2 separate regions of the Homo sapiens genome follow, and region 2 is linked to region 1. Evidence: chromatin contacts called from ENCODE Hi-C or POLR2A ChIA-PET data. All regions are on one chromosome and are shown on one strand. Each heading gives the region's core, a stretch centred on a gene start or an enhancer-like site at or near the end of the contact. The rest is flanking DNA. Distances are from core to core; before and after follow the strand shown. Region 1 overlaps SH3D19 (SH3 domain containing 19). Region 2 holds the start of FHIP1A-DT (FHIP1A divergent transcript).

Region 1 (5,160 bases), core at 1,016-3,515:
TGTAGGAAAAAACGACTATAGACAATGAAACTTTATTCACAAAAACAGTCAGTGAGCCTGGGCTCTGGGTCTAAATCTTTCATACTGTCAATGAAGAATCTGAGAGATTAAATCAAGGTCATATAGCGGGCTAGTGGGAGGCTGAGCATTAGAATGCATGTCTTCTGAAAACCAAATACCGCATGTTCATAGGTGGGAACTGAACAATGAGAACACTTGGACACAGGGTGGGGAACATCACACACCGGGGCCTGTCGTGGGGTGGGGGAAGGGGGGAGGGATAGCATTAGGAGATATACCTAATGTAAATGACGAGTTAATGGGTGCAGCCACCAACATGGCACATGTATACATATATAACAAACCTGCATGTTGTGCACATGTACCCCAGAACTTAAAGTATAAGAAGAAAAAAGAAAAAAAGAATGCATGTCTTCTGAATCTAGTCCTCTAGAACAGGTTCTGTTGGGTCACAAGATGGAGATGAAATACACACAATAAATAAAGCAGGGAATGCTAAAGATAGGTTTTGATTATGTTAAACAGCTTTCAACAGTTTGGTTATAAATGAGGATTTGCTTTTCGAGTGATTATAGCTTTCACGAAAAGAAGTAAATGTCATGAGACCAAACAGGTAAACAAATGATAAATTAGCCAGTGTTTTGAAAAATGATCTTCAGAGGAAACACAATTATACACTCCTTCCAACCACCATTTTCTTGAATAGATTATCAATCATTTCTTTTATTAACAGGATGGCATTTGCTATGATTATTACAGTAATTCATTTTAGGGAAAAATAGGTTTTTAAAAATACCATAATATGAGCAAGAAATATACTGGACCAGCAGCCAATTATTTCTCACAGTATTTTAAATTTATTTTTCTTTAATTTTGAAAGTAATAAACATTCATTGTAAGTAACTGAAACAATACAGAAGTATAAAGTGACACACTCCAGGCCCTCCTCGATTCCACTCCCCAGAGTATTAGCCATACATTATGTTTTAACATGACTGATTTGTTCAGAACGGTGCAGTAAAGCTACTTCCTCTGAGCTACTTTAACAACAAAGAGGAATATAGAGTTCCCCTGGCCAGATATCCCTTGGATATCATGTTTTGAAAAGTAACAAAGGGGTTTGGGGTGGTATATGGCCTAGAAATGAGAAAAGTAAGCTGCCCATTCAAGGTCTGAATGAGGGGTTTGAGCCCAGCACTGTAACCAGCTGAGTGAGGCTCCTCTTTATAAAAACACCTTGATAATGCTACTGTAGAATGTAGAAAAACTTAAAAATGGGTTAAGAGTATCCCTACCTTCTCTTGCTCTCTCATTTTTTTTTTTAAACTTGGGCTGGTTTACTCATAAAAGCAGATTTTTTTTTTTTTAAGAGATAGGGTCCTCACTCTGTTGCCCAGGCTGGATTCAAACTCGTAGGCTCAAGCAATCTTCCCACTTAAGTATCCTGAGTAGCTGGGACTAGAGGCACATACTACCCAACCCAGCTCTGATTATCTTAATCAGTTTTTTTCTTTAAGCCATATTTGACATATCTGAGTGACATCAGAAAAAATGGCAGAGTTAAGACCTCCAAAAGTCTATCCCTCCATAAAAGCAATAAAAACCTGATAGAAACTGGCAGAATCAACTTTTCAGAACTCTAGAAACCAACCAAAAGCTTGTAGCAACTAATGAAACACTGAATCCAGAAAAACTAGCTGGATTGTGGTTAGAATATTGAGCTTTGTGGCATTTTTAACTTACCCTGGTCCCTTCCCTCTTCCCAGCTCAGTGGGAACCTTAAAAATGTTAGCCTGCATTCCTGGTACCAATATCAGGACTAGAGAGAACAAAACCAACCTTATTCACAAAGAACTGTAATAATTTGTCTTGACCTGTCTGGTTTCTCCCTGGAGAAGACTTTCTTTTACCTTACCTAATTTGGAATTATCAGTGCAAAAGTGGCTAGCTAGAGGGCACTTGCTGAAAACACTGACAAGCAAATATATTAGTTGCTGCTGCACAAGGATAACAGTTGGGGCAAACAATAAGCTAACCAAAAAGGTTGGGAAGATAGGCTAGAGAATGAGATGGTTTGAGGAATACAGGCTTTGAATAGCTCCCACATATTCCTGGGAATCTAGAAGGCCAACTGTATTACCAGGATGGGCATATGCTCAGAAAAGACCTGAGAAGGCCCTAAGCTGCCACCTCTGGCTGACTGTCAGAATATGCACAAAGAAGTAAAGGCAAAGCAGACTTGTAAACTGCCTGTCTGAGTACTGAAGGTGTGTCAAAACACAAGAGCCCATCTGCATAAGCTGGGAGGTTCTTTTTGGTTCTAGGCATAAAACAAAACAAAACAAAACAAAACAAAAACCTCTGTCCAATCACTAGCTGACCACTAAGCTAATGAAACTGAAAATTCAGTGTCATGCATGACAAAGAATATAGGATTTACAAAATTAGTTCAGAGAAGTCACTAAACAAACAACCACAACCATAACAAGCAGCAATAACAAACCCTGGGAAGGGAGAAGAATCTGATTTCCAGAGCTGTTACATTATAATATTCAAAATGTTCAGTTTTCAACTTGTAAATACAAGGTATGCAAAGAAATAAGAAATATGGCCCATACACAGAAAAAAAAGTAATCAATACAAACTGTTCTTTCTGAGGAAGCCCAGATGCTGGATTTACTAGACAAAGACTTTATACTTCTGTATTATTGTTTGGGGAGCTCTTTATGTATTCTACATTCAAATCTTTTGTTGGATATATGATTTGAAAATATTTTCTCCTAGTCTGTAGCTTATCTTTTTATTCTATTTAACAGTGTCTTTAGCTCTTTGAACATATTTAAACAACCCAATTTTTAAATGTGCAAAGATTTGAACATTCTTCCCCAAAGATGACATATGGATAGCAATTAACCATATGAACAGATGGTCAATATCATTAGCCAAAAGGAAAATGTAAATTAAAATTACAATGAAATATCACTACACCTCTATTAAAATGGCTAAAAACAAACAAATAAAAACTAGAAAAAATCTAGCAGCATCAAGTGCTGGTGAGAATGCAGAACAATGAGAACTCTCATACATTGCTGGTGATAACACATAACAGGATAGCCACTCTGGAAAACAGTTTGGAAATTTATTATAAAGTTAAATTTATATTTACCATATGATCCAGCAAACCTGTACACAAATGTTTACAGCAGCTTATTCATAATCATCAAATACTGAAAACAATCTAAATATCCTTCATCAGGATATTGTGTACCAGCATAAACAAACTGGTACACTCACACAATAGACTACTACTTGGCAGTAAAACAGATCAAACTATTGATATAGTAACAAAATGAATCAATGTCCAAGGCATTCTCCTGAGTAAAAGAAGCCCGTCTCAGAGGTTATATATTAATACTTTATGAATTCATTTATTTAATATTCTAGGAAAGGCAAAATTATACAGACAGGGAGCAGATCATTGGTTGCCAGTGGAAAGGCGTGCACAGGTCTGACTACAAAGTCAGCCCAGGGAATTTCCAGGTGATGGAACTGTTCTGTATGGTGACTATGGTAGTTGCCACAAGAAACTACATGTGTAATAAAATTCATAGAACTGTTCACCAAAAAGAAGCCAATTTTACTGTATGTACATTTAAAAATTAAAGAAGAAAAGACTACAGGGATTCAAATCTCAGCTGCACTTAACTTCTGTTTACGTCATTTTTCTTATTTTAATAACAGGATGACAAAAGAACCTGCCTTCCAGGATTGTTAGGAGAATTACAGGAGTTCCTGACACATATTTAGTATAAATAAATGATTGATGAATATTTTATTCAGATATGCTAAAAAGTTGGTACTTTTTAAAAAAGTCTACTACAGGAATAAGTAAGAAAGCTGGAGACTCAACTAAAACAGGGGAAAAAAGAATATTGGAATTAAAACCCCAATTCTTCATTAACTTCATTAAACATTCATTGGAAACCTATGAGGTGAGCAATACCAAATTACATTCTACAAGGTTTGCAAAACCCATGTGCTCAAGGAGCTATTGAAAGGTTTGTTCTAAATGCTATGTAAGTACTCATCATTAAATTTAACACTAATAGCAAACGCGCTGTAATTAAGGTTTAATACTAAATGTTCAGTGTCACTGTCCCTTTCCTGAAGAGGCTGTCAAATGGTAACCACCTTTTTCCAACTCATGAAACGTCAGCAACACTGGACTTGTCCCTCATGTTCAGGCTCTGCATCCCATGTCACTAACTCAGTAGATTCCTTCTCAAATATCTTTATCATCCACTCTCCCGCATCATTCCTTACAATTTTCAGGGTTTGGGGTTTTAAAAAGCAGCAGCTGCTGCAATCACTCCTAATGATGACTTCTTTTTTTTTTTTTTTTTTTGAGACGGAGTCTCGCTCTGTCGCCCAGGCTGGAGTGCAGTGGCGGGATCTCGGCTCACTGCAAGCTCCGCCTCCCAGGTTCACGCCATTCTCCTGCCTCAGCCTCCCAAGTAGCTGGGACTACAGGCGCCCGCCACTACGCCCGGCTAATTTTTTTTTTTTATTTTTAGTAGAGACGGGGTTTCACCGTTTTAGCCGGGATGGTCTCGATCTCCTGACCTCGTGATCCGCCCGCCTCGGCCTCCCAAAGTGCTGGGATTACAGGCGTGAGCCACTGCGCCCGGCCCCTAATGATGACTTCTATCTTTTTAGTGTCTCCCTTCTTACCTGAACAACATGAGCCTTCTTTGGCCAAATATCCAAATCTACATTTAAGCTTCAAAAGCCAAATTAATCAGGACCCAAGGTGGCGCAGCCCTCGTGAGCCCAAAAAGCCACTCGCGTCTGGGCGCCAACCCTTAGGCTCTGCCTTCCCAGAGTTCCTGGTGCTAGACCCGTCAGGCAGGTGTGTGCCCGCAGGGCCTGACAAAGGGCATCACGTTCAGGAGTTTGAGGCCTTGCGAGGCCCCTTTGCTGTCTCTGAGGATAGTTGGGAAGGCCTTTGGGCCTGGATTTGACATCCATGAACTGTGCAGCAGCTCAAAGCCTGGGTCAGTTGTATTGACACCAAACGGCAAACATCTAAAGCGCTCAGGACTAACAAAGAAACAGGAAAACGTGAAGTTTTGCATATTA
Region 2 (5,160 bases), core at 776-3,275, 100 kb after region 1:
TGGGAAGTTGTCTGCTCAGATATCCCTAACCTCCCTCAAGTCGTTCCTCAAATGTTACCTCCTCCAGAAGCTTTCCTTGATCATCACCCCTCTCCGAACATAGCACCCCTCATACTTTCTATGTACCCTCTCTGCTTAATTTTTATCCACAGCATTTCTTTCTTTCTTTCAAAACAGGGTCTCACTCTGTCACCCAGGCTGGAATGCAGTGGGCTCAAGTGATCCTCCCACCTCAGCCTCCTGGATAGCTAGGACTACAGGTGCACGCCACCATGCCTGGCTAATTTTTAAACTTTTTGTAGATAGGGGGTCTTACTATGTTGCCCAGGTTGGGTCTCCAACTTCTGGCCTCAAGTGATCCTCCTCCTTTGGCCTCCCAAACTGCGGGATTACAGGCATGAGACAGCACTCCTAGCCTCTCCATAGCATTTCTAATCATACAGCAGTCCATATATTGTCCTTATACATTTACCATCTGTCTTTCCCACGTGGAAGAGGTAAGCTCCACGAGGGCTGGAATTGTTGTTTGTGCTCTCTGCTGTGTCCTCAACCCCTAGAAGCGTGCCTAGCATGCAAAAGGCACTCAGTATATATTTGTTGAGTAAATGAATGCTTCCCCCACCTTCCAACTGTTAGAGCAGGCCAAGGGGACCTGTTGTGCAGAACTTCACAGCTTTCTACTCTGAGCTCTATCTTCCTTGTTCTTCCCCAGCTTTTACTTAGGAGCCACTTCTTGACTGAGCTTGTCACAGGTGAAAGGCTGATGAATCTGGAGAGATACTTGTGGCAAGTACCCGGTGTTCCTGCAGTCATCCACAAGCGCAGCAGTGGTGGTAGACAGCTAGAGAAGAAAGTGTAAAGTTTGCATCCTCCAATTATCACGGTTGCAAGACAGAACTTGAAACTAGATACACCTGATTTTGGTTATCTCTGGATGCCATTCACCGAGAATGAAGGGAAGAAGATACTTCCTCCAAAGGAGAATCTGATGAGGCGCCAGCAGGCTGCTGCTGCGGTGGAAACTGCCACATCCGCTTTTGCAAACTGGTGTGGCCCCAGCTGCTTGGACTGAGGCTCAACGCAGGTTTCAGCCACTTCAACCACAGGGCTACGAACATGCCAAGAGAGCCACTAACCAAGTTTCTCATTCCTCCTCTGAGATTTAAAGTCCATCACTTCGCGACTCAAACACGCAAGAGGCGTGGGAGACGGAGGAATGGGGAAGCGAGGCGGCGCTGCCCACCTTGGCAATGGCACAGCCGCGGTCTCTGATGCAAAGGCAGGCGGCCGCGCAGGGCCGGGCCTGGGTGGGAAGGCTGGGCTCTGGGAAGGATGTCGGGGCACCCGGCAGTGCCCAAAGCCACCATCTCAAGCGTGATAGTGGGAAAATGGATGCTGCACCTGCTCTCTCATCTTGCGGGGAATCGTGATTTGGGGAAGTTTCACCTTTGTTGCAGAACTGCCCACATTAGAGCCTTCATTTCTTGGGAAGGGGTTGGCGGGAGTTGCCAGTGAAATGTGTGACACACACACGCGCCACATACTCCCCAAACCCACAGACGACTCCAGTAACGCTCTAGTTACCCTTAAAAAGTAAAACAGAACAAATCAGCAGGCCCCCTCCCTCCATCCTGGCACTTCATTAATGTCGGCCAAGGCCACATTTCCCCTGCCCACTGCAGGGAGTCTGTCAGGAGAACAACAGGCGAACGTTTGCCTCACTTGACTCAGCTCTCTTGGGGCGGTATCAGCATTTTAAAATTCACACCTAAAGGAAGGAGTCAGCAAAGGAAAGCAGAGCTGGGCCGGGGCGCCGGTGGCCGCCGTCAAACCTTTGGGAAGCAAGAAATCCGAAACGCCCGTGACGTGCGGCGTTGTCCGACTCCTTCCACTAGGCAGAACCCGAGAGACGAGCCTTTGGCGGGACGGTGAACGATTGTGCTGTGTACGGCGGTGTGCGTGCGTGAGTAAAGAGTGTGTAGCTCCGGCCAAACGCTAGCCCCCAAGGGCGCGAGTGCTACACTGCGCCCAGCTCAAGTTTCTGTGGAAACTTTCCCTCAGAGGCTCCTCCTCCTTCACCTTGGAAACCGGCGCGGGCCGTGCGGCGCGGCACTGCCTAAGTCCCCGGCGCACCTGGCGGCGGCGTGTCCCAGCGGCAGAGGCGGGGCCGGCGGCGGCGGGGGCGGGGCCGGGGCGCGCTCCCCGAGGCCTCCAGGCAGGTTGGGCCCCACCCCCGCCCCTGCCCCGCCCCGGCCCCCGCCCCCGCCCCCGCCCCCCCCGCGCTCACTAGGGAGAGGCTGGGGGGAGGCAGTGACCCACGCGCCTCAGCCCGCGGCTGACGCACCTTCGAAAAGTTGCGCTCCGACCTTCTCACGACCTACATTCTTCCCGGGCACTCCTGAGTTTGAGCCGGGCCTGGAGGACCTGGGCCAAGACTTTCGAGCGGCGGCCGCCCGAGGTGCGAGGAGCCAGCCCGGCTTTCCTCACTGGGTCCCGCGCAGGCGTCCCCGGGACCGCAGAGCAAACTTTCTGGACTATCTGAGGACACTTGTCCAGCGAGCCCCACTGCTCGGGGAGGAGGAGCCACGGCCGGGGACAGGTAGGTGCTGTGCTGGCCGGAGATTTGCGCTTGAGGGATTCTTTTATTTTAGAGGGTTGAAGGAGGAGGGAGAGTCGAAATGTCCCTTCTCTGCATCCGCCAACTGGGCAGGGGGTGCGGGCATTGGGCTGAGGGAGCAGGCATTGGGCTGGGGGCCGGCTGGGGATGTTCCAAACGAGGTCGCTGCGTCGGGCGGGGGCGCAGGGGGGAGGAGGTGACTTCTAGGGTTTCGGGCTCCGGGACGGGGCGTAACGCGGTGACTGACCCTGGGAGAGAGAGAGCCAGCTTGTTTTGACGAAGGAATATGTCATTAGGGCCCTCCATCCCATTCCTTGGTCCCAGGGTCCTCTGGGAGGCACAGGAAAAGGCAAAGAGATGTGGAGTTCAGGTTTCCCCTGTAAATCAACTTGCTTACACAGGAGACAGAGGCGGTGCCCCTCTGAGGTTTGCAGCCCTTTCCTGGTGTAAGGACTTACTGGTTAGGTAGCTGTTGCTCAATTTCGTAAATTCTGTGATGAAACTGCGTTCAAGTCGTGGTTATTATTGATAGTGTGTATGTGTTTGTGTTTCCTCTGGCTCAACAAAGGTCCCTTGTTAACTCCGCTTCTGCTAGGGAGTGGGAAGAACTACCTTGGTGTCTTATTTCAGGCCTGGTCAGAGCGAGGTGTTGGTGCAGGCGGCGGTAGCCTTGTTGGCTTGGGACTTTGGGAATCACATGAGCAGGTCTAGTGAATTAGTGTCCCAGCCTCCTGGACCCACCCATTCACAGCAGATCTAGCTTCCACTATTCAGCAGATGCTGCAGCCCCAGCTATCCAGGGACAGGGAAACCCCCCTGAAGGGAAAGAGCCAAATGTTGAGAAGGAGAGACAGCTTTCAGGAGGAGGAGTAAACAATGCCTAACAATTGTTGCTTCCCTATAGATTGGGCTTGCTCCCTTGGCTTCTCTGGAAGGGCTGTGCTATCAAATTCATCTCATTAGGAAGTCAGCTGCTCCCTGCTAATAGTCATAGCAGCCCTGATGAAATTATATAGGTCATTGAAAAATAATTCCTGCTTAATTACCTTTATCCTGTTGATTAATGAGAGGGAAGATTTCCTCTCCTTAATGTATTATGCCTGCTTGTCAGGGTCACCTGCCTGACCTCAAGTTCACTTGTACACCTGGCACTAGGCAGGATGCTGTCCCCGAAGCTGTCCACATGTAGTGAACCACAGCTGAAGTCCACGTTTGGAGAACTTCAAAGGTCTTCTTTGGACCGAAATTGAGCAGGATATTTAGTCCATAAATTTACTCTTTAATACAGTATACTTGTTGGCTTTAGGTAACTTTTCGCATAATTAAAGGTTGATATCTTTTTAGTTCCAGTTAATCCCTTTCCGCAGAGCTCATAAGAATTATGTCCATGCCTGTCTTGAAATAAATTAAGTTTGGGGTCCTATTTATCATTTGTCCTGTAGGACAAGGAACAGGATTAAACTGTGTAGGGTGGCTGGAAAGGGGCAGAGAAACTGGACATCACTGAAGTGGATTCAGAGAGTGATTGAGAGTGGTCTAAAAATTTAGGTCCAACTGCCCAGCTACCTTTTTTCTTGGCTCTCATATAAAGACATTGTGTAGGACTTTTAATGGAGGACTTGAAGACTAGAAATAAAAGGAGTGTTTTATTTTTACATAGTCAGAGTGATGCATTGCTGGACAGTTCTGTACTCTGCCTCCCAAGATTGGTTCAAAATACTTTCTCTGCTAAGTTCTTTCTTTAATAGGAACTTGATAGATAATGACTGCAAACAAGAAGCAGATGTACAAATATATTATGTAGAGATATGGAGGTAAAATGAGAAAAAACAAGAATTGCCTCTGAGGAGTGAAATTATATATATATTTTTTTTTTTTTAAAGTTAGGGTCTCTCTCTCTCTCTGGCCCAGGCTAGAGTTCAGTGGCATGATCTCGGCTCACTGCAGCCTTGATCTCCTGGGCTCAGGCAGTCCTCCCACCTTAGCCTCCTGAGTAGCTGGGACCACAGGTTCATGCCATCACACTCTGTTAATTTTTTGTATTTTCATACAGACAGGGTTTTGCCACGTTGCCCAGGCTGCCCTTGAGCTCCTGGACTCAAGCAATCCGCCTGCCTTGGTCTCCCAAAATTCTGGGATTACAGGTGTGAGCCACCATGCCTGGCCTCTTGTATTACTTTCATAAAGAAAATTTAATAAGGAACCTCCTTTCTCCATGCAAATATAAAGCAAAATTGCTTTATTTAATCTGTTTAGACACTTGATCTTTATTCTGTGTACATCTGTCTTCTAGGGTGATACGTAGGCCCAGTGAAGATCTGGATCAGATTCTGCCATTGAAACACAATTTAGATCTACTTCATCCTTATTTTTAGCAACTTCCAACCCTTGGTTCTTAGCCCAGGTAGGGGAACAGTGCTCAAGAGTGACAAGAAACTCCAGGAACTTCATTTATAGGGATCTCTTAATGAAAACAATAACAGAAGTGAACAGTTCTGTAGTGCTTTATGTTTCACAGAGTGCTTTCATGTACCATGTTTGTG

Evidence for each region. Hi-C counts contacts between places; a loop is a spot of excess contacts on that map. ChIA-PET counts read pairs that join two places held with the same protein, here RNA polymerase II (POLR2A). Pooled maps may share reads with other maps.
Region 2: a pooled map shows a loop between it and region 1 (4-fold over the local background). The contact joins the promoter of FHIP1A-DT here to the enhancer-like site in region 1. A Hi-C loop is called at or near these places in 2 of 50 pooled maps. POLR2A ChIA-PET finds 5 or more read pairs at or near these places in 3 of 52 experiments (OCI-LY7, activated CD4-positive, alpha-beta T cell and activated T-cell).

What each region holds. Positions count from the first base shown.
Region 1 is chr4:151,302,611-151,307,770 of GRCh38, forward strand. All of the region lies in intron 1 of SH3D19 (SH3 domain containing 19), which reads right to left. Among named protein-coding and RNA genes, the nearest start is that of SH3D19, 20 kb to the right of the region's middle. Within about 2 kb of position 2,266, at least 2 of the 41 ENCODE cell types and tissues checked have a DNase peak (open chromatin) inside an H3K27ac peak, as active enhancers do.
Region 2 is chr4:151,406,867-151,412,026 of GRCh38, forward strand. It overlaps FHIP1A-DT (FHIP1A divergent transcript), which reads right to left and starts at 2,026. Exons shown (of 3, transcript NR_183963.1): 1 at 317-2,026. It overlaps FHIP1A (FHF complex subunit HOOK interacting protein 1A), which reads left to right and starts at 2,310. Exons shown (of 14, transcript NM_001109977.3): 1 at 2,310-2,599. RefSeq lists enhancers at 740-1,049, 881-1,580, 1,581-2,280 and silencers at 1,507-1,979, 2,100-2,269.